Linked DNA regions of Homo sapiens: all the other regions are linked to region 1. A link is a loop called in an ENCODE intact Hi-C map of the cell type or tissue named here. Cell type or tissue: HCT116. All regions are shown on one strand.

Region 1 (5,000 bases):
ACACTATATTTCTGCTCACCCTGACCACATCCCATCAATCAGAACTTTGACCCATGAATACACTCAGATGCAGGAGAGGCTGGGAAATGTTTTCCTTAGCTGGGCATCCATGGACCTCTCCCTGGGTCCATCCTAGAGAGTGGAGTAGCAGCATTTGCACCCCAGACCTGAGGGGTAGCTGAGGCTGGGCTGGCAGTGGGGAGTGAGGCCAGGAGCTTGGATGTGCAGGCTGGCATGTCCCACACATATGGGGCAAAGAGGAGGGGCTGGCTGGGGCTCGTGTCCTCCTCCGTACCCTCATCCCAAGCCCCAGTGCGGTAGGGTGGGCTGCTCCAACCCAAATCTTCTTCTCCCAAGTCTTCTCTTTCCCAGCATATTATGCTGCTTCCATTTCACCATAGTTTCACTCACTATCAAGGTCTCCAAAGCAATCCCATCATCTACATATTACTTGATTGTTGTGTACAGGGTATTGGGTGAAAATGAAGGTGGGCAGAGCACATAGCCTCCAACCTCAAAGCCAGTAATGTGCCAGATGAAAGGTAAGTCACAGTCTTTAGATTCAGTAGCATTTTAACAAAACTAAAATGTCAGGCCGGATGCCGTGGCTCACGCCTGTAATCCCAACACTCTGGGAGGCTGAGGCGGGCTGATCACGAGGTCAGGAGATCTAGACCATCCTGGCTAACACGGTGAAACCCTGTCTCTACTAAAAATACAAAAAATTAGCTGGGCATGGTGGCGGGCGCCTGTAGTCCCAGCTACTAGGGAGGCTGAGGCAGGAGAATTGCTTGAACCCGGGAGGCAGAGGTTGCAGTGAGCCGAGATCGCGCTCCGAAGTCCATTCTTTCTGTGCAGTGGCTGATCTATCAGAAGAAGAACCCCCTTCCCCACCAGGCCTAAGAACCCATGGGAGTGATGGCCCAGCACTATGGTGTTGCATTTCTTTCTTTTTTTTTTTTTTAGACGGAGTCTTGCTGTGTCATCCAGGGTGGAGTGCAGTGGCGTGATCTCGGCTCACTGCAATCTCTGCTTCCTAGGTTCAAGTGATTCTCCTGCCTCAACCTCCCAAGTAGCTGGGATTACAGGCACCTGCCATCATGCCCGGCTAATTTTTGTATTTTTAGTAGAGACGGGGTTTTACCATGTTGGCCAGGCTGGTCTTGAACTCCTGACCTCAGATGATCTGTCTGCCTCGGCCTCCCAAAGTGCTGGGATTATAGGCGTGAGCCACTGCGCCTGGCCTGGTGTTGCATTTCGTTACTGGCAAGATGATGTATGCTCTTTCACGTGCCCACATGCAAAGGTGTGACTCATGGAATGAAGACAGCTCAGCAACCTCTAGTTGCTGGGACAGAAATGCAAGTCAGTGGGCTCTGGCCTTTCTCCCAGGCTGTGTTGCCACCTTGGTGGCTGGAGGGGCGCTACTAGGGGGTGTGCTTGGCAGAGCCTGGGGTGGCGTCCTCTTTCATCCCACTAAATAACACATTGGTGGCTTGATCTGCCATGAAGCTGACAATCAGAGCAAGTATTTGAAGCCTGGGAAGCTGTGTGGGCCTTGCTTGTGGGACCTGGTGTCAGCTGATGACGTGGCCCTGTCTGGGTGCCCGTGAGTCAGATGGCAGGGATGGCCTGACATCATGAACACTAGCTCCACCTACGTCACATTGGACTTGACTCTTTACAGAGCACCTAGGAAGAGATATTGATGAGTGAACCATTGCCCAGTCATCGAGTTAATTATTTCCCCCCAGAAAGGTTAACATACTGAGGACAGAGAGGGCATGTGTAGGCGGCAGGGCGCACTTTTCATTTAGTCTGGTTCGCAGGTGCGGTCAAGACGATTCCTTATTGTCTTGGAGCCAGCCCTTTTAAGCCTTCCTGCACAGCTCTGTGACAGTCTCGCGGGGAGACCTGTGAGGCCACTTTCCTTTTTTCCAGACCCACCCCCACCTTTGAGATTATCACTCTTCCTGCTTTGTTTTCTGAGGCTTTTTGGCTTTTTAGTTTATTTGTAATTAGAGCAGAAAAGGTACAGTAATCGGATAGAAGGGTTGGGAGTGATAGAATGAGCCAGGATGCGGTGGAGAAATGGGGTGGAGAACCCCCAGACCTTAGGGTGGCGTGTTTGTCAGGGAGTAGACCAGGGTGCAGTTCTAGGCAGACCACTAGATGGCACTCACACATTGGTGTTCAGTCGGGTCCACGGCACTTTCCACTTTGGGCTTCTGTAAAATCTCCCCATGAACTAGCCAAAGCTTTGTATCTGTCATCCCGCCATTTGTCCCTCTAACCTCTCTTGATCGTCTACAGATAGGTATATATATATGTTCCTCTCTAGTTCATTTTTCTCTTAACATTTAGTGACCTTAAAAACCTGGCAGAAATACCTTCAAAGCCTCCCACCTTGTTAGCTGCATTGCCGCATTTTTACTGTTCTCCTAAGCCAATGTTTACATGGCAGTAAATCCATGTTTAGAGTAGGTAATAGAGAAACCTGTTTCTCTCTCAGTCACTCTGAGGGTATGTTTGATAAAGAAATGGAAATTGAGAGGATGAGTTATTAAAAGGATTAATAGGTAACAAATTTTTTTAAAATTTCCATTCAAAATTATGGGTTGGTAAATTGTAAGATACTTAAAATTAATGAGTTGTTTTATCAAATCATTTTCTGTTGTTAGAGAATTTTCAGCAAGCTGAGATTCAAATGCAAAATGTCTTATTGCATACTGCTGGCTCTAGGAAGGAGGAGGGACAGACAGGAAATCATGGTTGATGTTATCTTTACCAAGGTGCATGTGGTGTGAAAGCAAAACCCCATCTTAAATTCATCATCCGTTCTGATGTTGCACAGAAATGAAAATTAATTTCTATATGTCAACTAAAATGGATTCTGCTCCTGCCTGGTTCAATTCTGTCTTAGCTGCGTGGACATCTTGGGGAGCTGCTCTGATGGTACATGCAGACGTGCTTCATCTGTGCACTTCTTAGCTGAGATAACAGTGCTCCGAGCCCCACTGTTAAGGTTAACCTGTATACTGCAGAAGGACAACAGATGGAAATTCTGGTTTGCAGCCACTGCAGAAAAATAAAAACATGTTCCAAAGGGAAAAGGATCTTGTATTTCTGCGTTTGAACCTTTGATCCGCATTCACATCTGAAGGGAGGGCTAAACCTTTTGGTGGAGACACATGGCTTTGCATCTGTGAAAACACAGCTGTATAGAGCAAAACAAAACTAGTGGAAAATACAATGGTTTTGCTGTGTCAGGCTCACCGCTAATGCTTGAATTCTATATAAATATTGTCTTTTGATAGTTCTTTCAAAAATCTTTCTTGACTTTCCATATAATTGTCCAATAATGTTATTCTTTTAAATTCAGATTTGGGGCTTTTTAGGATTAAGGCACAAATGTCTCTTTTCTTTTAAAAAGGCAGTAAAATAAACAGATTGTAGTTAGATCATAATAACATCTAAATTTTGACCTAATTAGAGGGGGAGATGGGGAAAAAAACTCTTTAAAAGAAGATTAAGGTAAAGTTCTAACTTTATCCTTGATTCTGAATTTTTTTTCTTTTTTGGAAATATTGCATACATTTTATACTGCAAGTTACAATGTGAAGGGCCTTTGAAGCACTCTAAAGAGACTTAGCTGCTTTGTTTTGAGCAATTAAGGTTTGTTATTGAGTGAATTAAGCAGCTCTGCTGTGGCTCATCTGTAAATAGTGGTCTTCAGCGAGTTTCTTGATCCGCTTTTCCCAGGAACAGAAGCCAAGTCGGCTTCCTTAGGAGCTGCTCGCCCTGAGTCTCCATGTTTCCTCGCAGTCCGGGGCAGAACCCAAGCCCGTGCCTTCCTCGCCCTGCCTTCGGAGTTTCCTGCTATTGACCTGGCGGGGCGCGCCAGCCCTCCCTGCCCGCTGGTGCCGCGGTCCCTCTCGGCTGCAGCAGTGGGGCACAGGGACGTCATGGACAAAAGACGAGGATGCCAGTTCGATGTGCGAGCAGAAGGCCGCCTGCGTGCGCTCTGCAGAGCAACCGGCCCGGTTTCATAAGGGGCCGCCGGCAGGGGACTGCCATGGCGCCCCCTCCTACCCTTTTTGGCACCAGCAGCTTCATCCGCAGGCCCACTCGGGGTGAATAGTGTGGGAGCTCTCAAGAGAAAGAATTTTAGGTTTGTCGATAGTAATCACCACCTTCAGCGCTCCTCCCACTGCTGGAGAGACCGCGGACTGGGTGACAAGTCTTCCAGGCTCCCAGAAAGTTTCTGCTGCAAAGCGCAGGGTCCGCCTCCCACTTCCAGGAGGGACCAGGAGGGAACCATCGCGAAACCCCGAGGCTGCCGGGGACTCTGACTGAGGCCTTTCCTCCTGTGTCCCTCTCCCCCACGCCGGCCTCCCCTCCTTTCAACTCTCTGCGCTTTGAAACCGCGGAGTTGGGGTAGCTAGGCCCTCCAGCCCGGCGACAGGCCTCGGCCACAGGCAGCGGGGCGGGGTGTGGACAGGAACAAGGAGGTGGGGTGGGGAGGAAGCCTCGGGCAGAGCAGGTTCTCTGCGGAGTTTCGGCAGCCGGGTTTATCCATTTTGATTAAAGAAAAGTAAAAAAAATCCCCCAAAACCAAACAACAAAAACCCTCTCCCAACCCCCAACCCGCCTCCACAGCTGCATTTTGTTCCTGGGACTGTTGGTGTCACCAGAGCCTCTTTTTTTATGCAATCCTAGACTCCATTGCAAAGGACTTGTAAAGCCTATTAATTTTTCAGGCAAAACAGATCAAGCCTGCCTTTGATGCTGCTGTTTCCTAATTTAGTATTCAAAGGTAAAGAATCCTACTACCGTCTCTTCACTTTTTACATAATTAAAAGAGATTTTTCCCCCAGGGGCAAAGAACTAGTTGCTTAGTATTTTTTGAAGTGAAAGGTCTAACTTTATATCACATCTGTTTTTATGCTCTTTCCTAAACATAACCAATATTTACTCTTTGCTGGTACTTAGTTGCATGC
Region 2 (5,000 bases), 260 kb after region 1:
TTCAAAGGCATCGCCCAGCTGGCGGGCACCTCAGCAAATGGGGGGAATCATACCCCCCCCGCCACCCCACGGAGGGTGCAGGATGTCCTTCTGCAGCGTGTTTTCCCTAAAAGTCAACGCCGGACATTCATAGTCACTAGCCTAAGCTGGTTTCACCTGTAGGGAAAATACCAAGGAGGGAATCAGCAAGTGCCTGGTGGAGGTGCTGGCCCGACCCCCTGTGTACTGCCTTGCCTGCAAAATTATTATGCCTGCTTCTGTTTCAGTTGCATGAAGATTAAATAAAATAATTTACAGATCCATGAATTAGCTATCTTTGAAAATTATTCTGCTGGCTTTCTTTCCTCACTCTAACCTTCTTTTACATCTCCTAGTCTTGCAGAGTTTCCACAACTATAATCTGAACCTATGTTTCCTACGTGGTCATACAGTTTTTTAAAACAAAATCGGTTTTCCCATTTTCTCTTCTTACTTACCATCCATATACATACCCTCTAGTCAAAAACCAATAACAAAATCAATTGCAATATTCCATTCATTCATTCATTCAATAACTATACTTTGAATTTACTGGGAGCTAAGTGCTAGACCATTATCCCCCTTTCACTCAAGAGTTCTGTCAGCCTGGGGATTACATCAGAAATCCCAGTTTTGGCCGGGCACAGTGGCTCATGCCTGTAATTTCAGCAGACTTTGCAAGGCCAAGGCGGGCAGATCGCTTGAGGTAAGGAGTTTGAGACCAGCCTGGCCAACATGGTGAAACCCCACCTCTACTAAAAAAACAAAAGTTAGCTGGGCATGGTGGGCACCTGTAATCCCAGCTACTTGGGAGGGTGAGGCAGGAGAATCGCTTGAACCTGGGAGGCGGAGGTTTCAGTGAGCCGAGATCTCGCCACTGCACTCCAGCCTGGGCAACAGAGCGAGACTCTGTCAAAAAAAAAAAAAAAAAAAAAGGAAGTAAGAAAAGAAATCCCAGCTTTACTGGCTTTGGGTTTTTTGGTTTTGTGTGTGTGTGTGTGGTTGTTCTTGTTTTAAGGCAGGGTCTCCCTCTATTGCCCAGGATGGAGTGCAGTGGCACAATCAGAGTGGCCTCCAACACCTGGGCTTAAGTGATCCTCCCTCCTCAGCCTCCCGAGTAGCTGGGACTACAGAAACATGCCAACACTCATGGCTCTTTACTGGCTTTTGAACTAGGATTTGAAAAACCCAAGATAATCTACAAAAGAAACTTGCTGCTGAAGGTGCTTCCTTTTCCCAGCTTCACTCCCGTCCTGTGCCTCCCCACAGCCTCCTTCCAGGAAACCAGGGTAACCAGGTCCCCTCCCCAGCCCCACAGGGCTCAGGCACCCAAAGGATTTCCTCCCATGGCTCCATGGTCTCCACTAACCCTGACCAAAGATGGAGCGCTCTGCCTCCCTGTGTCTCTGCCCAAATTTGCCCACCTTTTTACTCCTAGCTGCCATCAGTTTCTATGAATAGTCATCAATTTTTTGTTTCTTTTCCCTTTTTTTTTTTTTTTTTTTTGAGACAGAGTTTCTCTCTTGACCCCTAGGCTGGAGTACAATGGTGCAATCTTGGCTCCCTGCAACCTCTGCCTTCCGAGTTCAAGCGATTCTCCCGCCACAGGCTCCCAAGTAGCTGGGATTACAGGCGTGCACCACCACGCCCAGCTAATTTTTGTATTTTTAGTAGAGATGGGGTTTCACCATGTTGGCCAGGCTGGTCTCAAACTCCTGACCTCAGGTGATCTGCCTGCCTTGGCGTCCCAAAGTGCTGGGATTACAGGTGTGAGCCACCATGCCCAGCCAATGGTCTTTCTGTAAGAAAAATTATCAACAATTTCCACAGACTTGCCATAGTTTGTGGCAAGAAAATGTAATGCCTGCTCTCGTGTAGGGCATCAAAAGTCAATGACAGGATAGGCACATCAGAAGATGATACAAGATGTAATAACAGGCTGGCTGGGCTCACCACACCCTGCTCCCCCGGGTGCCTGGCAAACATGGCAAAGCCCAGACACGGGCCCAGAGGGGAGGAGCCGGGTGCCCCAGGCTAGGCCATGAGAAGTACATTTGAGGTTATTGGTGGGTTTCCCTAAGGAGAATGAAAATCCTGGTCTCCATCCTAGACACAGGTGGGTCCTCAGGCAGTAGCTGCCATTCTGAGGGTGGAGGGCTGGACTCAGTTCCCTGTGGGGGAAGAAATTCCCCCTCTCCATCATGCTCTCTGGGGCTGCCCTCCTGGCATGATGTTCTTGAGAGAGCTCCAAAGGGCCACAGTCTAAAATGGCCACTGCTACCAGGTGTGAAGACCCCTGCAGTGGACAACCAGCGAATTCCCCTTCACCATCCCTGTACTTTTAATAATGTCATAACTGCCAAGAGTTTCCCCCAAGGACAAGGGCTATTTCCCTCCCACTCCCAGTCCCAGGGACATTCTCCTATTCAGCCAAACCTGAAGGATGGGACTATGGGTGGCCATCACCCAGCTCATTTCCCCAGCGGTTCCCTGCAGAGAATGGCCAGGTCCCACCCCCCCGATGAGCCTACTTCTCCATCACAAATCACAGAGGCCCCAGACTCATCAGGCAAATAGCCCTGGAGGTGTCACTTTCCTCCTCAGACAGGAAGAGTAGTTGGAATCCTGTCACTCACCCAAGAGAAGAAGGTCCAACGGGCAGAGGACACCAAGCTCATTCCCTTCCTCCCTCTTCATCCCCCAACCTCTCCATCTTTATCTTTCTCCCGATGGGGAGCACCTTCTACCTTCCTTCTACATCTCATCGCCTTCCTAAGTTCTAGTTCTTTCTTTTGGGTTGGCAGACACCAGAGGGCAACATAATCTCACCTACTTGCCAGTTCTCCCATTTCACCAGTAGAGGGAAGAGTTTGAGAGAACCTACATCCACCAGGAGTATGTGGAAATTATTTTGAAATATGGAATTAGCCAGAGCAATAGAATAGCTCTCTCAAAGGCATCCCGTGCCAAAGCATTCTGTTCCCGTTGGTAAATAATCTGTTATAAAACTGGTTAAATGCATATTAACTCACCAGAGCAAGACACTGGCAAAATTTCCCCCCAGGCTGTATTTTGCAAAGAAAGCACTTTCACATGATGTCAGACCTGAGATTCAACTAACACAAGTCACATATTTTCTAAGGTAGTACTGACGCTCCATCCCTCGCCCACCATTTAGTCTTTTGAGATCTGGTTATTATTTTGGTTCACAAATAGTTGGTAAGGCGTTGAGCCCTGACTGTCTCGTTGTTTTCGATACATGTCATTTCAGCAATACGGGTGCTTCCAGGGGGCATATGGGCAAGTGAAGATGAGTGGCTTAGAACTGATTATGCACTGGGTGGCAGAGTCCTTGAGACAATAGGTACCCAGGCAGCCACTGTCAATCTTGGAAGTCCGTGCAAGAGCACACCTCACCACACGCTCCCCATTCCGCCATGCATACCGAGAAAACTAGAGAAGGGTCCCTCCCGGGGAAAAATGTTTGGAAGGAGGGATACAGAAATAAAACTTGTGCCATTGACTATTTACCAAATTATTATCCTGACCAAGTTAACATCAGGACCTTTAAAAAGTAGCCAACACGGAGCCGAGCGATCTGCTCAACCATTGCAATGTGCTCGATTGTTTGGATCTAATGACCTGACCTGGATATTTTCTGCTTGGTATCCCTAGCATTTGAACCACTTCCAAAGCCAGAGGTTTATGGAGCCTTTGAATGCCCTAAGAGTCTGTGATTCTCTCCTTCTTTAGATGGACTTTTTAAATCCTAGTTGCTGAATTTATTCAAGTGAATTGGCCTTCATTTCTTCATCAACACCCTTTCTTTAATAATCTCCAACCAAGGTTCTTATCATAAGATCCAAAATTAGATGAGCATTTTGGCCAGGCATAGTGGCTCATATCTGTAATCCCAGCACTTTGGGAGGCTGAAGCGGGCAGGTCACTTAAGGCCAGGGGTTCAAGACCAGCCTGGTCAACATGGTGAAACTCCATCTCTACTAAAAATATAAAAATTAGCCAGGCATGATGGCATTGCAGGTGTGTACCTGCAATCCTAGCTACTCGGGAGGCTGAGGCATGAGAATCACTTGAACCTGGGAGGTGGAGGTTGCAGTGAGCCAAGATTACACCACTGCACTCCAGCCTGAGTGACAGAGTGAGACTCTGTCTCAAAATAAAAATAAATTAAAGAAGTAGATGAGCATTTTCATAAATCCCTTGAAACAGTGAGCACAATTGTATGTGTGTGTCACATTTGTGGGCTTTCTGGGGAGAAGGCCCATAACTTCCATCAGATTCTCAAAGGGCTCCACGACCCTGGCTTTTCACTATGTATTTCTGACGTTGACTAGACCAGAACTTCCCAGTCAGTGTGCAGGATGGGTTACAGGTGTGTGCCTGAGCTGCTGATCCCTACAGCCCTTGGGTCAGGAATGGCAGGGACTTCCAAGCTGGTCATCTCTTGCCAAGAGCCGCCCAGTTGCCATCAAATATTATTTTCTCTGTGTGCCCCACTACAGTAAACTCCTCACTTCTAACCCCTCTGGCATCTTCGTTCTCTGTGTCTCTTCCTCATCTCCACGGCCTTCATCATCCAGCGGGAAGCTTGGCATCGGCCTGGCTCCCTCTAGTGTAATCTGCACTTGGTATACTTTGTCAAGAAAGGGCAGGGGTGTGGTGGTCTCCCCTTCCTAGAAGCACCGCTACCCTCATCTTGGGGATCTGCCTCACCTGCCATATAGTGGTACAAGAGACCAGCTCATTTCATCGCCTAAATTACCCCTCTCACTCTAATCCCACATATCTGCCCGTTTTCTGTGGTAGCTATCCTTTGCCTATGTGTCTAGAAGAATCTCTATGCCAGTTCCCTACTTGGCTCCCAGCTTTGTTACAAATATTCCTCAGTGCACATTTATGCAGAGGCTTTTTCCAACTAAGACACTTAAATCTTACGCAGAATCCACGTAGAGCCAAATTCA
Region 3 (5,000 bases), 1.4 Mb after region 1:
AGTCTGGCCTTTGTTTCAAATTCTCATTATTAATATAATTTATAATGTATTTTGGCTGAACAAAGATGTTACCTGTATTTTGTCACAATTAGAGAACAATTTGTATCATTTAAAATCTATACTAGATAGCCATATTTGCTAGAAATAAATAATGTAGTTCAGGTCTAGTAGGCCTTTTGAAGATATACATTTAGGAACTGAGGCATCATTTTATTGGGATCAAAGAGAAAATGCTTTTCTAGTTTATACATCAGCAGTGGTTGGTTTACTTTATGAATTTACTTGTAACATAAGAATCCTAAGAGAATGGGACACTTTATGATATTACAAAAATTGTCTAATTATTAACCAAACTGTGTCCCCCTTTTATTTTTCTGGAGCACACAACTAAATTCCAGCCCCCCTTGCAGTATCTCTGCTCTTTACAGAGGAATGTGGGTGGAGCAGATTCTCCCACAGCCCACTCAGTTGGAGATGGCTCTCCACTGTTATCTCCAGCTCATTGAAGAAGGCTCTGAAGACATGGCAAAGGGTGGCGGCATAGGATAGAAGGCATGTGAGTCCCTGAGTGGTCATTTGGAGGAGAGCTGTATATAGTGTATATATTGCAAATGTATATATTGCAACTGATCCAAGATGCAATATATACATTTCATTATGTGAAGCTACCGAAATATTGGGCTTGTTACAGCAGCTAGCCTTCCCTTATAACCAATGACTGAAGAAAGAGAAAGAAACGCCGTAGTGCAAGTATTCAAGTTTGGGTCTTTGTGGAGGTCCTTGTTGGTTGTCATAAAGAGGGAGATTCTGGGCAGCTAGAGCTAATGTAAAGGCACTGGCTTTCTAATGGGGAGAAAGCTGAGAGTGGGGAAGCAATAAAAAGTGGTGAGAACCAAACGCTGCTTCTTGGACATTTTTGCATGGGGCTGTTTGCTGATATGAGTCTTATGTGACAACAAAGGAAGGATCAAGTTAGCTAAGACCTCAAGGGAAAGTATCCAAAGCTTACAGCTGTAAACAGCTGGAATCTTGGGTGACCACACTCAAGTTGTCAACAGTGGGTTGACACTGGAATAGGAGGGAAGAGTGACATTCTCTGAGGTGTGCTTTTCATCTTATTAACCTTTCTAGCCAGAAGAGACATATCACATGCTTAAGCAAAAAGGGGTTTGTGGGAAGAGAATTCTTAGGGTTTTATAGGGAGTTCTTAAACTAGGCTTGTCAGCCACTGGTACCACATGCTTGCCAAGGGAGTGTAAACACCTTATTATTATTTTGTTTTCTTTTTAGGGACAGGGCTCTCGCTCTGTTGCCCAGGTTGGAGTACAGTGGTGAGATCATAGCTCACTGCAACCTTGACCTCCAGTTTCAAGTAATCTTCCCTCCTTGGCATTCCAAAGTGCTAGGATTGTAGGCACATGCCACCACACTTGGCCCTTAATTTTTATTTCAAAAGACAGAAAGATACATCTTACCCTTCTAATAATGTTGGGATCATTGCACTTGGCCAGTTTTCCAGCAAAAAGCTGAACTCCAAAGCTTGCAAAAACGAGCATTAATGTCAGCAAAAGAATGGAGACCTGAAAGAAATTGATGAAATGTTAAATCTCTTGTTAAAGACTAAATATTAGGTTTGGTTTAAACAGTGACATAAATAGGACTTCTAAGATAACATTGTATAAAAATCATGGGTTTTTGATGATATATTTTAACTTCTCCACCATAGGTCACACAATTAGCCTTACTGGAAGGTCAAAAGGAGAAAATTAACAAGCTTTGAATTTTTTAAATGGAAACATGAATTTCATGTAAGAAAATGGAATAAGGTATTTTTGATATGGCTTGAACTTTTCTGACTTTAAAATCAACACCTTGATCTTTTTTATTTAATGGAACAAAGGAAAAAAATGTTTAAGTAATTATATTTTGTCTATTTTTTCCCAAATGGACATATATATATTTATTTTTTTTTCTTTTTTTTTTTTTTTTTGAGATGGAGTGCCACTCTGTCCCCCAGGGTGGAGTGCAATGGTGCAATCTCAGCTCACTGCAACCTCCACCTCCTGGGTTCAAGCAATTCTACTGCCTCAGCCTCCCGAGTAGCTGGGACTACAGGCACACGCCACCAAGCCCAGCTAATTTTTGTATTTTTAGTAGAGACAGGGTTTCATCATATTGGTCAGGCTGGTCTTGAACTCCTGACCTCAGGCAATCCACCCGCCTGGGCCTCTCAAAGTGCTGGGATTACAGGCGTGAGCCACTATGCCTGGCCTGGATTCATATTTTTATTAGCAGAGCACAAATGAGCGGGACAGTGGCTTAGCTGTCTTGTAACTGTGAAGGTGTGCGTTAGGAGAATGTTCTATGCATAGAGGAGAGGAGAGAATTCAGTCCTGAAGAGCAAATCTGTTAATTAACTCATGCTCCCTCTGCTGGCTGACTTCTTTGGTCTCAGCAGAGACGAGTGGCAGAGGGCAAAATATGGAACAAGTGAACTGCACTGGTTGAATAACCTAAACATATACCTAAGTGTACTAAAATCACACTGACCACCATTAGGGAAAGGCACAAATTCTCCTCTAAAATTTATTATTGATCAAAAGATTCATATACATTAGCAGTCAGGTGATATTTTCTTTTAATTCCAGCTGTGTGAAGAGTCACTGTTTTATGGCTTTGCATAAAGAAAACAAGAATTTTTAAACCCATCTTAAAAAAGAAATTCAGCAACTGGGAGGCTGAGGTGGGTGGATCTCCTGAGGTCAGGAGTTCAAGGGCAGCATGGGTAACATGGTGCAGCCCCGTGTCTACTAAAATACAAAAAATTAACTGGGAGTGGTGGCACATGCGTGTAGTCTCAGCTACTTGGGAGGCTGAGGCATGAGAATCTCTTGAACCCAGTAGGTGGAAGTTGCAGTGAGCTGAGATTGCGCCATTGCACTCCAGCCTGGGCGACAGAGCAAGATTCTGTCTCAAAAAAAAAGAAAAAAAAAGTCAGTAATGATATATATACCTCTAGTAACATCACAATCTATCTTTAAAATACATTTGTGTCAACTACAACTACAGCTGTTTTCTCATCACAGGTAAGTCTCTAGAAAGCAAGATACAAAACAAGCCTATGTAAATTAATTCATGCTTCTCATGCACAAGCAGACCTCATCAATAATAAAAAAAACTTTTGATCACTGTTTTGTAAGGCAAAGATCTTTCTGTAACAGATTGTGAACAATGAGCCTCTTTCTTGTTGTTTTATCTCTGACCTTGTTTTCAGAAGACCCTAAATCAATGTTTGCCCAGCTAGAAAGTACGTTTTGCCCCCTCAATCATCTTTGTAATCACTCATTACTGTAATGCTGAAGTTAATTGAAGTGGGTTATACCTATATGTTGCATTTTTAAAGTTGTTTTATGTTAACACTCCTGAGATCTAAAGACAAATTCTGTGCTATATTATTTCAGGAACACACAGAATGAGATTAGGAGCCCAAAAGCATGAATTCCTAATCCCATTTGTGGAGTACACAGTGTTGAATCTTCTTATCCTTCATTTTCAGATGGGAGGAAACTAAAACCCAGAGTAGGAATTAGAGTCAAGAGGTTAGTACCGAAAGAGTCAGCAGATAGGAACTCTTTCAAATCTCAGAGTGCTTCTCTTTAGGTGAATTAAATAAACTCATACGCCAGAAGTGCCCATGAGTAAAGTGTTTGAAGGTGCATTGTGTTTTGTTAGTGCCTCCATTACCCTCTGGCAATAACCAAAACTATTGAATTGACCTCAATAAGCAAGACTCACTTTTCCCTCATTAGCTGCATTAGAGGTGGACTACTGTGAACTGGAATCAAAGGATAATTCTCACATACCAAAAAAATTTCCTTGAAGCCGCTGAAAAGTTCTCGAACAACTTTCCTCATCTGGGGCACCAGTTTGAATATGCGCAGAGGTCTCAGGCACCGAAGGACCATTAGAAGCTGAGCTCCCGATTCAGCAGGTACATTTTGAGGCATCCAACAAAGAAATATCAAGCTCACCTAAAGGGGAACAAATGATCTCTGGAATTTATACAATTCATCCCCTACTATTTACATTTTCTGACAGCCGACTGGCCACAACTTTTCATTTAGCAGAGATTCCACTCACTGGTTGTACGTGCCATCTGTTAACTTTAAACAACAAACCTCATCTAGACTTGCTAGGTACCTCAAAGGAAAGTCATCATGTGTATGCAGGAAAGAAATGGGGGTGTCCACACCGTGTGTGTGTGTGTGTGTACACCAGTGCGTTCTGCCTCTTCTTTTAACTTACTACTCTGGAGGCTCCACTGATGTCGATCTGGCTGGAATTCCTTTTATCAAGGTTACTGCTATTTTATTAATGACCTGCAACATGCTACTTGTTAATGATCACAATTCTCCTTGTTGTCTCTGCAAAGACATTGATTTCATGCCTCCTTGGACATACAGGAAAAATAAAAAATTCTCTGAGCCCATTTCTATGGTTTTCCAGCGAGTTTTACTAGACAGTTGAATGGGCAACTGCTATAGCCAGGTATTTTATGCAATGGAATCAGGAGAGAGATACAATCACAATCACTTTAGTTTGCTTTCAGCAATAAGGGGCTCATAATCAATAACATGGTTTATATGAGGCAAACTTTTTTTTTTTAGTATAGAAGCCATAAGGTTTGTGGGATGCAAACTAGATTTGCCATGTTAGACCTTATTAATGTATGTCTCATTCATACATAAAATTGTGATTAGTGTATTTGAACAATATAACTATCCATAGATATTTATGATGCTCTTAATTTAGATTTTACATGCATGGCCCTTATTTGCATATAATGAACTACTCTAGAGTCCATTTAAGAATTCGGTTAGGGAATCTAAGCCTCTGTAACTCATACCTCTTGCGCTTATACCAAGAAATGCAGGAGATTTTACAAAACCATTACATTTTTCATTTAGGCAATAAGCAAAGACTTACAAGATATATAAATA
Region 4 (5,000 bases), 1.5 Mb after region 1:
ATTTTAGATTGGTGGAAGGTGTACAAGGAGTTAAAGCAGGCAGAAGAAGGGCAAAGAGAAAACAGGCAAATGGGCCACTATGTTCTCATAATAATAAATAAATAACTAGATTCACAATAATAAATAACTAGAATAAATAATAAATAACAGGAAAGTGTAACTCCAGTAGTCAGACTGAAGATAGTAATTGAGACCTGTTCATTTTGATCAATAGATTAGATTTACTGAGCACTTAGCATGATATTAGTGACCATAGGAGATTTAGGGTAAATAGAATTTGGAGTTCTTGGTTTCTAGAAGTGAATAGCCTAGATAGGAAGACAAGGGTAGGACACATGAGATCATCAGTGACAAGTACAGTGCAGTAGATGGCACAGTGCTAGATGATACGTAAAGGAGAAAACACAAGATCAGAGGGGCTGGAGCTCTCTGCGGTGGAACAGCAAGTCTGGACTAGTCGGCAAAGGCTTCAATGAAAAAGTGGAGGTTATACTGGGCCTTGAAGGAAGGCTAAGATTCCTAGAGGCAAAGGCGGTACTGGGTGAAGGACTGAAGTGGACATGTGTGCACAGGGCAAGTTAATTTGGTACAAACTACCTGTATAAGTGCTGTGCTAGCCAGATCTTGAAACCAGGCAAGAAGCCCTACAGGGCATACTGTGTGTCAAACAAAGTTGAGGGGGGAAAGAAAACCCTCAGAAGACAGAAAACTCTGTATTCAGTAAAAATAGATCACCTAGTTAGTTTCTTTTCAACAAGGGTTAGGTATGTTGAGGTACAAACTCACAGCACCCCATTCTACAAACAAAGCTATGAACAAATGCTATAATGTCAGTCAGTGTGTCCATAAAGCCATAGTGGAGAAGAACCAGAGTAACAAACAGGTCTTTTTAGTCACAAATGATAACCTAGATAACATCAAAACTAGCAATCCACTTTTCATATTTTACAGCAGATATGTAGTAAAGATCAGCATCACTGAACATACTGGTGATTTCCCCCTCATGAGGAAAGGTGGTTTGTTCATTTTTCTGCTCAAAAATGAAAAACCGGAATTGGTTTCATTATTCACTAGAACTCTTAGGAGAAAAATTAATGTATGGACAAGGAGACAAGAGTGGATACCAACTATTTGGAACTTCCATTTTCTTGGTAGCACATACATGCTATTTCCAATGATAAATCTTGAAACTTTCCTACTTCTCCCCTCCTGAAAGAGTTGACTTTTGGCATAATTTTTTTTTTTTTTTTAAGATAGTCTTGCTCTGCCATCCAGGCTGGAGTGCAGTGGCGTAATCTCAGCTCACCGCAACTTCCACCTCCTGGGTTCAAGCGATTCTCCTGCCTCAGCCACCCGAGTAGCTGGGACTACAGGTGCCCGCCACCATGCCCGACTGATTTTTGTATTTTTAGTAGAGATGGGGTTTCACCATATTGGCCAGGCTGGTCTTGAACTCCTGACCTTGTGATCCACCTGCCTCAGCCTCCCAAAGTGCTGAGATTACAGGCATGAGCCACCACACCCGGCCAAAAGTTGACTTTTGACATGGATTTAACCTCTCTTGAGTTGACAGCTCAGCTCCTAAGGAAAGCTGCTTGGAGCCGCTTTTGGAGATGGAAGACTCAGCTGGTGGCCCCATCATCGTGGAGCATCTGCTCTTTAGACACCTAAGAACACACATAGTCCTGAGACAGACCCAGGCACAGAGGTCCTGTGACAGTGAGTTTTAAGAGAGGACTCCAGATTCCACAACTCTTATTTCATCTTGAAAGGACAATGACATGTGTTAGTTGTCTTTCCTTCAGTGGAAGATGAGAGTCTGAATCCAATCACTTATCTACTGCCCCTGCAATTTCACGTTAGGAAAAACTTTTGGGATAATATCTGGTACACTATTGCCTAAATGATTTCTGCCCTGCACAAGATTGCTAAAAGGCTACTGAATGGCCTTTGTCCTGAATTTGAACTAAGACAAAATACAGTATTAATTCATACAGGAGAGTACTTGAGAACTGTTTTTATAACTAATGCCAGAGGTAGCAGGAGAATCAATATTATAATAGAAAAACATCAGATTTAGCTTTGGGATGTTCTTTTGTTTTGTTTTGTTTTTTGAGAAAGAGTCTCACTCTGTTGCCCAGGTTGGAGGGCAGTGGTGTGATCCCGGCTCACTGCAACCTCCGCCCCCTGGGTTCAAGCAATACTCCTGCCTCAGCCTCCCTAGTAGCTGGGATTACAGGCATGCACTACCACACCGGCTAATTTTTGTATTTTTAGTAGAGACGAGGTTTCACCATGTTGGCCAGGCTGGCCTCAAACTCCTGACCTCAAGTGATCCACCGACCTTGGCCTCCCAAAGTGCTGGGATTACAGGTGTGAGCCTCCACACCTGGCCTTTGGGATGTTCTTAAAAGAAGGAAAGGACTCACACACACATATATATGTCTTCTTTCATCTACTTATACATATATATATGATATTACATTTGATGTCCTAGATATGTATTTAGATCGTTATATACTTTCTTTTTTCTACTAAATAAAGAAGGCCTATAGTGATTATCTAGTTATTCCCTTCTTTTTTCTTACTTCTATAGTAAAGCTTTGCGAATTTTTTTTGGCAAAGGGCATTCCTAGACTGTGCTAAACATAAAGAGCTCAGAGCTACACTGCTCTGCAGTGCCCTCTTCTGGCTCTAGAAGATACTGACAATCACCTGAAATAATTAGCAAAACAAAGAATACAGAGATCCATTTCATGATGAGTAATTTCAGATCTGAAATTGTAAATTACAGCTATGAAAGGAGCCAGTAATTGCTCATTCTGGATGTAAACATATCAGAGATGTGGGAATAAAAAGGAAGGGGATGAATGATGGAATTACAAGGAGTTTACTTTGAAAAAAGTCAAAGATTCGTTGAAGAAGATTTTCTTCGGTTTTGTTTGGAAACTGAAAACATCCAACTGCCTCAGATAACAATTCTTTGACAGAATTAATAACTCAAAACAAGTAAATTAAATTTAAATTATCAACAATATAGAGATATTTTAAGTCTTGAACTTCTAAGTTAAAACACGTTTCCAGAATTACATACTTTAACACATAATTCAAAAGCTTCAACTCAATTCCCATAGAGTTATTTGTGATTGAATAATTTGGACCTGAAAGACATTCCAATGTATGAATCTTGCTGATTTTTTGGCGATGTCTTCTAATTAATCTACATGTTACCCTTTTTTCCCCTTAAAATAGAGAAACCTGGGCCATTTGACCTATAGTTTTTGAGTCTGGATTTTTTTTTTTCTTTTTTTGACAGGGTTTCGTTCTGTCACCCAGGCTGGAGTGCATGCAGTGGAATTATCATGACTCACTGCAGTCTTGACCTCCTGGGCTGAATCGATCCTCCTGTCTCAGCCTTCTGAGTAGCTGGGACTACAGGCGTGTGCCATCACATATAGCTAAGTAACATTTTTTTTTTTTTAAGAGATGGGGTTTCTTCATGTTGCACAGGCTGGTCTTGAAATGCCTGGGCTCAAGTGATCCTCCTGCCGTGGCCTCCCAATATGCTGGGATTGTAGGAGTAAGCCACCGCACCCAGCCAAGAGAGAGTCTGGATTTTGCTGAAAGCACACTCTTGGTACAGTTCAACACGTTCTTCTGTCTTCTATTTTCTGAAAATCGGCAGCTGGATCCAGAGGTTTCATCATACAGACTCTGGTTTCATCCCTTTGGCAAGGCCATAGGTGGTGTCAGATTCTTCCATCGAAAGGAACAGAGTGTGTGTGTTTCTTTTTGTGATGTTACGGGTCTTGATGTTCATTTCTTAGATCCCTTGACTTCATTCCGTTTGCAAAACTGTCATTTCTTTTTCATTTATTAGTTGGGATAGTTTTATAATGAGGTGCTTTCCCTCCTGTATTATTTGGTTACCCAGTAGCAAAACTGGTATGGAAAAGCCAAGATAAATGCTTGATTATCGACTTTTACTTATTAATTTTACATGGTTGATTTTCTATCATCGCTCAAGGTAACCAATTACTATTTAAAAAATGTCATTATGAACTCAAGATTTAAACTTATTTAATGTTTAATGGATTTCAGTCCATGTCAATTACCATTTCTTACTGTTAGTCAAATTATCTCTACTGTGCTCATTGGGAGTTTTTCAAGTTGGTCAGTCTGTAGGTTCTTTTTATATGACCCTCGTAGTCTTTGACAAAGCTTCCTTGTTCCTAGTATGACAAGATGCTCCAAGGTCAGCTTGTACACTTCCTATTCAAAATCAACCATTTTCTTCAAGAAGCCCTGGTTTACTTATTGGAAAATTGGAAAAATGGTGTTTCAAGAACATATCTAGAGCCCATAGATGCTCACTGCTATGGAGTTGGTCACTGTTTCAAATATTTTGCCTGGGTTTATTCTGATGTTTTCAATTTAAATTCATGACCCAGGATTTTTTTTTTTTTTTTTTAGTTATACTTTAAGTTCTGGGGTACATGAGCAGAACGTGCAGGTTTGTTACGTAGGTATGCATGTCCCACAGTGGTTGGCTGCACCCATCAACCCGTCATCTACATTAGGTATTTCTCCTAATGCTATCCCTCCCCTTGCCCCCCACCCCGATAGCACCCAGTGTGTGATGTTCCCCTCCCTGTGCCCATATGTTCTCATTGTTCAATTCCTACTTATGACTGAGAACATGCTGTGTTTGGTTTTCTGTTCCTGTGTTAGTTTGCTGAGAATGATGGTTTCCAGCTTCATCCGTGTCCCTGCAAAGGACATGAGCTCATTCTTTTATATGGCTGCATAGTATTCCATGGTGTATACGTGCCACGTTTTCTTTAGGATTTTTATTTTTACCTAAGCTTTTCTATATGATATCTATATCTCCTTTTTTCTCCACAAAGAGCACTCTTGATTATCAAGAGCACCAGGGATGCCAGAATTAGATTGTCTCAACAGTGACTCAGTTTTATTTCACATTTCATAGACAATAGTCT
Region 5 (5,000 bases), 580 kb after region 1:
CACTGTGCTTGGCCTGGCTAGATGTCTTTATCCTTAGGTTTAAAATTTTACTCCAGAAGGGCCCTTTCTGAGCAGCCTGTCTGAAACAAGTTCTCCCTAGTATTCTTGCCTGAGTACTCTGTTTCTATGTAACATTTATTTTAGTTATCAATTGATTTGTTTATTTTCTGTTTCTCTCATTAGTTTGTAATAAGCTCCATGAAGGCAGAAGATGTATTTCATGTAGTGTTGCTGGGCAGATAGTTATTGAATTAATGTATAAGTGGTTGAATAAGAACATATAGATCAACTGCATTCTTTTTAAAGGCTAATATTTCATTTTATGGATGTACCAGTCCTTTGTTGAAGGCTTACTAAATTGTTTTTCAGAATTTTTTTCTTATTAAAACACCACCAACGAATTCAAAATAATGAATTTCTTTGTATGTCTCTCTGTGTTCACTCATGTGGGTATATCTGTAGGATGACTTCCCAGGAGTAAAATTTCAGAACAAAAGATAACGTGTCCTCAAACTTTTGGTAGATACTGACAATTTCTTTTTAAAAAGATTATCCCATTTTCTATGACACCAGTAATATGAGAAGTATTTAACTTTGTCATCCTGGCCATTATCAGATTTTAATTTGCTAGAGGAAAAGTGAGATCTCATTGTTTTAATTTGTATTTCTGTAATTAGGAGCAAGGCTGAGCACAGATATTGTGCTTCTGGAACTGTTTTTCTGTGAGCTTTTAATTTAATCTTTTGTGATGATTGTTGGTCCTTTTTTTAGTTGATTCAGAGTTTGATTAAAGTTTTTTAAACTTATGATGTTATAGGCAACCTTTACAGTGTGATGTCACTTAGTGCCATTGAATTTGGAGCTATATAGGGCTTTTTATCTCTTCAAAAGTAATTTTGTAGAGCCTGATAATAAAACTTCATGTTCTCAAAGACCATATTGGGGCTGAGTGTATAATATTTAGTAGTTTATTATTGAAACAGTAATAGAGATTTTAATGTCCAGTGCATAATAGGTCCTCAGTAAAGTATTTTTGGATGAATGAGTGACAAGTGAAAAGTTAATTTTTAAGGCAGCTTGATTTTATTTGAAAGTTCATTTAGAAGAATCTAATTTTCATAGTAAGAAGACTTAGCATGCTGTTAAGTTGAAAGATAAGCTTGCTTTGTGGCATGCTATAGAAGTGTTGGATTTGTGGCAGTGGAATTTTTAATTTGCTGTGTCAGATATAGATATGGCTTTATGTATCCATACACACCCAGCTATAACATGTATATTCAAATAAGTGACAAAATATGTCTAATGAATTTTTGAATTACCTTTTAAAACTTGCCTGTTAGTTCTCTCAAGTGATGAACTTTTTACAATAGCAGTTTATTTTCTCTCATCACGTTGGAAAGAAATGTTAAAAGTTTTCTTCTAGGTTTATTATAATCCAGTCTTCATCAGCCATCACTCTTCCTGTATTTTGTTCAAGAGGCACTAATTGTTCGCATTTGGCAGGTTTAACACTTCCTGACAGAGAGGCTATTAAGGGGAAGTATTCTCCAATAACTGTCACTGGCTGGAACAAAGAACCTTCCAACTCAATGTGTGGAAACCACTAACATTCTTAAATGACCCTTTTCATGGATTTTCATCCCTTTAAGCTAAAGTTTGGAGAATGTAGGGTCAGCGAAAACAGCAACGTGTAATAAAGCAGTAAACCTTGATTTTGGAAGGCATAGGGTGGGAGATATAGATTTATCTCTGACTTGAAAACAATTGTTATTTGGAAAATCTCATTAGCAGATGTGACTGCTTGGAGTAAAAAAAAAAAAAAACAACTTAAAACTGATGTCGCTTTCAGGACCCCTTTGAACTTAACAAGCACCTATTTGTGGAGCAGACTGGCTAATGAAAGGAAATTAAATTTTTCTGACAACTTCCCCTGCCAACCTCCTTATTCAGGGGATGTTATTAGGTACTGAAGAACTTTAAAGAAGATTTTTTTTTATTAGACATAAGTGAACCAGTTATAAACATCCCCCCCCGCCCCCTTCTCGGAGGATTCTGACATGGTTGCTCTACATTTTAAACGTATTAGCTTAAAAGCTTAAAAAACACTGGGCTTCACTTCAGCATTTTAGTCATTTTCTAAAAATTCAGTCACACTTACCAGCTGTGGTTTCAAAACAATATTGTCAGTCTTTGTGGTAGTTTAGTTTGTGTCACTGAATTACACAAACACACACACACACACACACACCCCACACATACCCACACACACGAAGGAGGCTTAGATTTCAACATTATCTTTATTGTTATTTGGGGAAATGATTCAGCAGTGTCCTGTGTTGGATGTGTTAGGTGAGGGTTAATGATCAGTGAAATTACTTAGATTCAAGGGAAGTTTTTGTCTTTTCATCTTCTTAGAGGTAGAAGTGGCATTGGTTAATATTTAGCAATAACTAATCCTTAAATGGATAAACTTTTACCCCTTACTGTTTAGGAAGGTATTTTCTTTCTTTTGCTTTTTGGAGTTTTTTCCTCCAGTAGTTGGTTCGTTGAAATTAAAGTTTTTTTTTAATTTATGTAACAAGATACAATTGTAGAGATAAAATATGTACCTGAAAAAAAAAAAAAAGAAAGAAACAATAGAAAAGAAAAGGTAATGCAGATTACCAAAAGGATTTTTTGGAACAATTCGTAATTCCTGTAGGTACTGGAAATTAACTTTCATATTTCTGCAAAATCGATCAACTACTCCCAAACAATAGAGAATCAACTCCCCCTGCTGACAGAATCTAGGAAAACATGACACATAATATTGGACAGAAACAAGCTGGCTGCGGACAAGCTTTAATGACCTGATTTATGATTCAGTATTGATTGTAAACATCTAAATTCTGCCATTAAATTCCGGCAACTGCACCAAATCATTGGCAATTCTGGTAGTGCTTCCTGCCAGCTCATTTCAACTGCTTTGAGTTTCTTAATATAATAATGATGAGGTAGAATTTACATTCCACTTATGGTATTAATTTTACATTTCTCTGAATGAAAAGGGTTAGAAGGTAGTAAAATTGAACATTAAATGAATCGGAGGAGACAGTAGTGCAATATATGACTGCCCTAAAGACATTGTGCAATGCCTCATGGGATTAATGTTGAGTCTCATTTCCTGCTTTTACAGGATGCAGAAGAAGCTGTCAGAATTGCAAGGGAAATTGGTAAGTCCTTAAATTAACTTTGGTAGGATTTCTGTGTCTTTCAGCAGATACGGTTGAGTCAACAGGTAATAAGTAATTCCCATAGAGCAAATAATACTTTAATAGTTTTAGATTTTGATTACTTGTTGCTCTGGAAGAATGTATCAGTTGAATTGCCAAATTCTATTATTAAAGGAGACTGTAAAGAGTAATTTGACCTTAACTATACATAACTCTTTTGTAAGATGAGATCACAGGCTAATTCAAAGAAGGAATTGTCTTAAGAATTCTAAAGATTGGATATAAGTTTAATGTCAATTTATATGTACATAGTTGAATGTGGTTTGTTAAAATTAAGAACATTTGGATTAAAATGAAGATACCATATGTGACATAGTTCTTTAAGTTTTTGCCTTTTGCTAAGATGTTAGGTATCAACTTAATCTTGTTAGATGGGAAAGATAAAATAGATGTGGGAAATTAGAACTGAATGATCTAAATTGGAATAAAAGGTAGACTGGAGGAGTTTTTAATGGCTGTTTTACATGTACTTGTATTTGGGCAGTGTTTCCCAACTTTTTAATTTCTTTTCTTTTTCTTTTCTTTCCTTTTTTTTTTTTAAGATGGAGTTTTGCTGTCATTGCCCAGGCTGGAGTGCAATGGCACGATCTCCGCTCACTGCAACCTCTGCCTTCCAGGTTCAAGCGATTCTCCTGCCTCAGCCTCCCTAGTAGCTGGGATTACAGGTGCCTGCCATCACGCCCAGCTAATTTTTTGTATTTTTAGTAGAGATGGAGTTTCACTATGTTGGCCAGGCTGGTCTCGAACTCCTGACCTCAGGTGATCCACCCGCCTCAGCCTCCCAAAGTGCTGGGATTACAGGCGTGAGCCACCGCCCCTGGCTCGCAACTTTTTAATTTTAAAAATATTCTTGGCGGTCATGAGAACTATTTTTGGTATCTGCTAATTGAGAAAATGTGTAAGGGCATGCTATTATATGGATTAACAATATTGTTAAATAACTTTGCAGGTTTAATAATCAAATCAGTAATTGTATACATTTGACAGAAATTTGTACAGATGAGAGAAATTAGGCAATGCTTGTAGGGATCCCAGCGTCTTCTCAGCATTCCTGTACGCCTCAGTCCAAGCATCTCATCGTGCCACACGAACATTTCTGTAGGCCTGTTTTCTCACTAAGATTATTTAGATCTATTTTCTGCCTCTAGAGAGCATTTGATTTGGCAAAGCTCATATAGTTGTGATATGTAGAAATATCTTATTGGTCTGGAAGTGATCACTTGTACTAGTAAGCGTGTTCTTTGCAAATGGGACAGTCTAACTTAGCAGGTCTTTAGTGACCTGAAAAGCAGTTTGGCTTATTGCACCCTTGTTTGTAGTTGGTACTGTCTAAATTATTTGGGCTTTGCCCATCATTAAGTGTGTTTTGTTGTTTGCTTTGCAAAAATCTATCTTATTGATATAGGTCCTGGATTTAAGACCAGACCATAGAAAATCTTATTTTATCTGACTACCTCATCTCTTCATTTTTTTTTTCAGAATCATTAACATTTCAAAAAGCCTATCAGTACTTCATAGGAACATTTGCTCGACTGCTAAATAAACTGGACTATATAGAACTGATTCTGTGGTTTCTTTATGGAGAAAAATCAAAAGTTTCTGTTCATGGTTTGAAATCACTGGTATTCCTCATTGCCTAAGAGGCATATAATATACCTACTGGCTTTTGAGGATAGTTTTCTAAAATAGTTTAATTCCATCCTGTCAGACATCTTTACATTTAAAAAG
Region 6 (5,000 bases), 860 kb after region 1:
TTCATGTCAGCTGTGATTCCTTTTCTTTCTTTCTTTTAATCTTTTGGGAGAAATTTTCTTGTTAGACATGATTTCACACTGTAGAGGCCATAAAATTAATTTGCTTAGAGACCCGGGTTCGGGTCACCTTTCCGTCATTCAGTCCTTAGATAACACCTCATTCCCTCCCATTACTGTCGTGTGTGGGTTGAGGAGTCCCACCAGGCCAAGCCAGAGAGCAACTGTTCTGTTCTCACTTACGTGGTGAGCTGTTTTTCAAGAACATTTTTTTTCATTTGGCTGTGTGGTCTGGAGAACACCTTCCTAAGCCAGCGGAGTGAAGTTCCACGCACTGACCAGCCCCGAGCTCACTGGAGCGAGTCATCTTCCGGCTCCATGGCAGCCCAGCCCCACCCACAGGCAGCTGCCTGTCACCCACGCTGGCATGTTCCCTCATCCTACCCAGGCAGCGGGAAAACCTGGCTGCTTCTGGGATCCTACTACTCTGTCCTGTCCACAAGCCTTCAGAGTCTTGGATTCCTACCCTCAAACATCAACTTTGTGATTTATCTTCTTGAAAACAACCACAAAAACTTAAAATCAAAACTCTCTAAGGGAGTTTCGCACAACCCTTGAGGAATAGTTAAATGCCCACGGTGAAACCGAGCTTGTACCCCACGGTCCAGGTAGGGGCACATTCCTGAAGTCTCACAAAGCATTGGCTCTCTGTGCCCCCAAAGAATCCAGAGATGCTAGTAAATAGCAGTTTTGATCAGAAGCTTGGAAGGCCCTGGTGTACATTCTTAAATGACTTCTTTTCTGGGGCATCAAAAAGCTTTTACGGTTCTCACCAGGCAGTTCATTCTGATGGGCCCCTACGCTGCACCCTGCTTGGGCCCCATCCCGGCACGCGCCCCGTGCAGCACAGCACAGGCCAGCTGAGAGGCTGTTTTAAGAAGGCGTGTTTGTGTGGTACACTCACGGGCTCAGGACAACATCAAAGGTAATCTTAAAAAGAGAATCTCTCTCTGTCTTCTCTTTTTATATTCAGAAAGGTCATTTCTAAACCAACTATTTGCACCAAGGCCTCTCTGGAGGAGTTTACCCCGTTGTTATTTTTTACTTGCTATTACAATAAGTCACTTATCCCCCAAACAGATTTAAGAACAATAAACAAATACAAAAGGAAAAGGAACATCTCATCAGTAACAAAGACTGCATCTAAAGGCATTGAGTTTGTGATTCTTTTACATCTCTTTCCAAGCAAAGCAGGAGTCCTACAGAGAAAGGAATCTGAAAGATGAAAATTATAAAAATAGTAAAAGGATCCAGTGTTCGTCAGAATCTTGTAATTTCTGGGGAGAAATGAAGCTAAATACAGTCTTAGCGCTTCGTTCATATGCAGGCTGATCTGTGATATAACTAAACTTAGTTTTTGGAGTATATCCACTGTGGGGAAATGTGGTAAATCATATTCTCAGCGAATGAAGATACTTTTCCTGAATTTAGGCTTCATATTTTGAAGTCGAATTCTGCAAAACAAGAAAAAAATAGATCTGTGTGCTACACTGAAAACTGAACAAGGCACGTCGTAAGTCAGTCACACAGAAGGCGCAGCTCAGGGCGATACCAACTAGAAAAGTAACTTTTTTGTTGACTCTGATGCCTCTAGTGATGTTGGATTTTTTCCCCCATTGCAGACAGCACAGATAGGAAAACTGTGCAATTTGGTCCAATTATAGTCCTCTCTGTCCCTCCACACCTTCCCCCATTGATTTAATGAAGGACTTGGAGGTACAATTCACTGATAAATAGTCCCTCTGCCCAGAATGTTTATTAGACTGACAGCAGCGTGCACTCTCCTCGCTTTTTCCCTCACCACTTATGACTCAGATGAATTTTAATAGGAGCAAAAAGCTTTTATTTGCACTGTAATTTCACTTAAGGAACATATCCTTCAGAAACTGGCAGACGCTTCTATGTCTTGATTGCAAAACACACACTCAGGAGTAAAGAAACATGCAAAAGATGTTATTATTCAACCTGTCACAGTGTCGCAAATCCACTTGGAACTTAGGCCATCAAAGCTCTGCCCCCACCCTTTTCAGTAGGCCCTGTGAAGAGGCACTTAGAGATTCCCGCCGTCCCCATGCAGAATTAAAGGGGGAATTATATTTTGTTTTTGCATCCCTGCCATCATGATGCCCACAGGAGGCTTTGAGTTACAGCAGGTTTTTTGAATGAAATGGAGCTGTCTCACTGCTGCTTCTTTCTTACCCAAGAGAAATCAGACCTGGTAGGGATCCAGAACCTTCGGGTGGTGGTTCCAATTTCACCAAGAGACACTTCCTCAAACCATTTTATCTTTTTTCTGTTTGGATAGACCAAATTGTGGCTCATAGATTTATTCACGGAGAGGATAGGAATTCTCTTTTTTGAAATGTTCTGCTTCACTGAACTGCCCTAAATATGCCCGATTGTTTGAGAGCCACCTACAGAAGGTGCCATGAATATACTTGTCTGTGCGTATTTTCCATCAGTGTTTATAACATCTTGATGTTATTGTCTCTCAGTGCAGAAGGCTTTCTCATTATCTTGCATCTTTTCCTAACCATCTTGTTACATCAGAAAGACTACATAGTGCCTTTAAGAAAAGCCAACGTTTTCAGTCATGAATATAACATTTTCTGTCACTGAAAAAATGGAATTTTAAATACTATTTTGCCCAAAATGAACACTGAACCCCATTGTCTTAACTTACTGATACGTAGTGCAGCCGCTCTTGGAGGGCTGTGGGAAGCTGCAACAGCCATCTGCTGCCATCTACTGGCGCCTGTCCACATGTCACCTCCTCCATCCCCTGGGTCTGCCCAGCTCATGGGATTTTCCTTGATAGGGATAAGTTTGTAGGTGGTGAAGGGAATACAAGTAAAATTCTCAGTTTTCTTTATAACGTTTTGAGATGTTTTTCTTAAAGATACAGGATGATACTTATCAATGATTAATTTTAATAACTGGAATAGCCCTTATTTCAAGAACTTTCTGAAATAGCTCAATATATGACAGAAACAAATATATTTTGATGTGTGCAGCAATTGAGAACCATTTGAATTTAAGGCTCTTACTGTAATTTGAATTTAAAAGCTAAAAATTGATTTAGAATGAATGCTACTTTTGAGGAAAATTTCATTTAAACTCATTTATGGTTTGGTTTTGTTTTTCCCTTAAGTACAAGGTGAATATCTTAACCAGACTTGCCGCAGAATTGAACAAATTTATGCTGGAAAAAGTGACTGAGGACACAAGCAGTGTTCTGCGTTCCCCGATGCCCGGAGTGGTGGTGGCCGTCTCTGTCAAGCCTGGAGACGCGGTAAGGGCTGTGTGTGTCTCTCTGCAGGACATGCTGGTCTCCAACTTCCCCTTCCAAAGCGACGGCTAACGGCACAGCACGATTCGGCTCTTTGCAGTTCTTACTTAACCGACGCCCCCTAAACAGCAAAATCGATTGCGTGTGTTGTCGACCTGTTTCACGTTTGCATTACGTTGGTGCCAGGACCCTCAGCGCTTCCCCTCCCAAATGATCTGGGAGTGGAGCAGAAAGAAGGCCAGATGCATTCCATCATTTTGCAAATGCAGTGTTTTGGGAAGTACTTTCCTTAAAAGTGCTGCTTACTCTCTAGTATGCTGTGCTCAAAGCATCCATTGAAGTCATGCCAGGGAATAATACTCCGATGAGGAACTTTTTGCATGATTCCTGGAACAAATGTCTAATTGGGAAGAAGAGTTGAGGAAAGGTTAATTCTGCAATCTGTACAGTACCAGAGCACTTCCATTACTTGGTAAATAAAATGTAGCATCACAGTTTGAAGTTTTTCATCTTGATCTTGTGACATTAAAGCACAAATCAAAGCTATATTATTTCCTCGAGATAACTTACATGGATGAATTGATAGGATGCACACATTTTCTTAGAACATGGATAGAAATCTCTACTGATGAGCAGCAAAAGTGAAAAGAAAACAATTTAGGAGGCAACCAGATTTCCAGGTACACTTAAATACTTGCATTTTTATTCATGTGCAGGAAAATAGCATCCGGACATGACTGTCTCTCATGGATGAGGTGGTGATTCCGTTTTGTATCTCAGGTCACTGGGACTTACATTTTAGTGCCTCCTGATTTCTCAATAGTACAGATAAAATATCTGCTTAACATTGAGGAAAAAATCAGGTAGTTGGCATTGGCTTCTAGAAAAGTATTTGCAATAAATGTGAATATTAAGAAAACATGATCAGTTTTAGTTGTTTGAATGACCAGCCCTGAAACTAATATGCGAAGTTAGAAAACCGACTTAACAGCTGCTTTACCTGGTGATACAGAAATAGAACTGTCCACTTTTTCAGAAAGGCATAAAAGAGGCTACGTGGCTGTGAATTGTTGTTTGCTGTGAAAGCATTGATACTCCTGGAAGAAAGCCCTCTTTAAGACTGTCTAATGCCCACGTGTTAAGGATTTGGGAGAGGCCATAAGAAAAATTACGTGTGTGTGTGTGTGTGTGTGTGTAATGTGTGTAAAATTCAGGGGAGGACATCTTCCTTCTCCAGAGTTAGGGTCGTAAGAGGATAGTCTCGTGGCCTTGACATTAAGAATCGTTCACTTGCACGTGACATTATCAGAGCTGTCAGTGGAATCTTCTAGTGACTAGATATGTAGGTTCGTAAACAATATAAGGGTTTTGTTTTGTTTTTTTCATTTTTCTTAAGTTTTTTTTCTGGAAGGCATCTATCTAGTCTGTATACTGCCAGCCTGAGCTTTCCACTCCTAATTGTGTGGCTTTAATTATAAAATCGTGTGTGTGTGTGTGTGTGTGTGTGTGTGTGTGTGTGTGTGTGTTTCAAGTAAGTGTTTTCCTTAAATCCTTTTCTAACACCTGAATCCAAACCGGAGTGGAGGGAGGGCGGGCAGGGATGAGGGAGACCACTCCTGCCTCAAGCCTGGAGGGCAAGAGGGTGAGACTGCAG

What was found. A loop is a pair of places that touch in the nucleus more often than their neighbours do. Peaks named below come from ENCODE experiments on the same cell type or tissue, not always from the same donor. Only the 100,000 strongest peaks of a DNase experiment are listed, where the experiment ranks them.
Region 2: it touches region 1 in a loop (3-fold over the local background); 58 of 110 quality-filtered maps call a loop at or near these places.
Region 3: it touches region 1 in a loop (18-fold over the local background); 17 of 110 quality-filtered maps call a loop at or near these places.
Region 4: it touches region 1 in a loop (9-fold over the local background); 26 of 110 quality-filtered maps call a loop at or near these places.
Region 5: a loop joins it to region 1, with 10 times the contacts of the local background. A loop is called at or near these places in 81 of 110 quality-filtered maps.
Region 6: it touches region 1 in a loop (9-fold over the local background); 95 of 110 quality-filtered maps call a loop at or near these places.

What each region holds. Positions count from the first base shown.
Region 1 is chr13:99,654,131-99,659,130 of GRCh38, forward strand. The region is part of intron 1 of CLYBL (citramalyl-CoA lyase); the gene reads left to right. Among named protein-coding and RNA genes, the nearest start is that of MIR4306, 14 kb to the left of the region's middle. RefSeq lists enhancers at 983-2,182, 4,083-4,172, 4,183-4,232. In HCT116, CTCF peaks have their summits at 2,165 (motif pointing right) and 4,711; DNase peaks (open chromatin) are centred at 1,341, 1,601 and 2,161; H3K4me3 peaks cover 1,070 bases; H3K27ac peaks cover 1,383 bases.
Region 2 is chr13:99,913,836-99,918,835 of GRCh38, forward strand. All of the region lies in intron 1 of CLYBL-AS3 (CLYBL antisense RNA 3), which reads right to left. Among named protein-coding and RNA genes, the nearest start is that of CLYBL-AS3, 41 kb to the right of the region's middle. RefSeq lists enhancers at 1-35, 36-535. In HCT116, a CTCF peak has its summit at 2,862 (motif pointing right); a DNase peak (open chromatin) is centred at 2,856.
Region 3 is chr13:101,099,309-101,104,308 of GRCh38, forward strand. It overlaps NALCN (sodium leak channel, non-selective), which reads right to left. Exons shown (of 44, transcript NM_052867.4): 25 at 4,987-5,000; 26 at 3,864-4,031; 27 at 1,476-1,580. Among named protein-coding and RNA genes, the nearest start is that of LINC00411, 160 kb to the left of the region's middle. In HCT116, a CTCF peak has its summit at 2,439 (motif pointing left); a DNase peak (open chromatin) is centred at 2,433.
Region 4 is chr13:101,125,263-101,130,262 of GRCh38, forward strand. The region is part of intron 17 of NALCN (sodium leak channel, non-selective); the gene reads right to left. Among named protein-coding and RNA genes, the nearest start is that of LINC00411, 180 kb to the left of the region's middle. In HCT116, a CTCF peak has its summit at 2,693 (motif pointing left); a DNase peak (open chromatin) is centred at 2,699.
Region 5 is chr13:100,232,667-100,237,666 of GRCh38, forward strand. It overlaps PCCA (propionyl-CoA carboxylase subunit alpha), which reads left to right. Exons shown (of 24, transcript NM_000282.4): 8 at 3,176-3,212. Among named protein-coding and RNA genes, the nearest start is that of PCCA, 150 kb to the left of the region's middle. In HCT116, a CTCF peak has its summit at 2,788 (motif pointing left); a DNase peak (open chromatin) is centred at 2,795.
Region 6 is chr13:100,512,219-100,517,218 of GRCh38, forward strand. PCCA (propionyl-CoA carboxylase subunit alpha) reads left to right here. Exons shown (of 24, transcript NM_000282.4): 22 at 3,209-3,349. Among named protein-coding and RNA genes, the nearest start is that of PCCA-AS1, 34 kb to the left of the region's middle. RefSeq lists an enhancer at 4,844-5,000. In HCT116, a CTCF peak has its summit at 2,812 (motif pointing left); DNase peaks (open chromatin) are centred at 383 and 2,793; H3K4me3 peaks cover 581 bases; H3K27ac peaks cover 300 bases.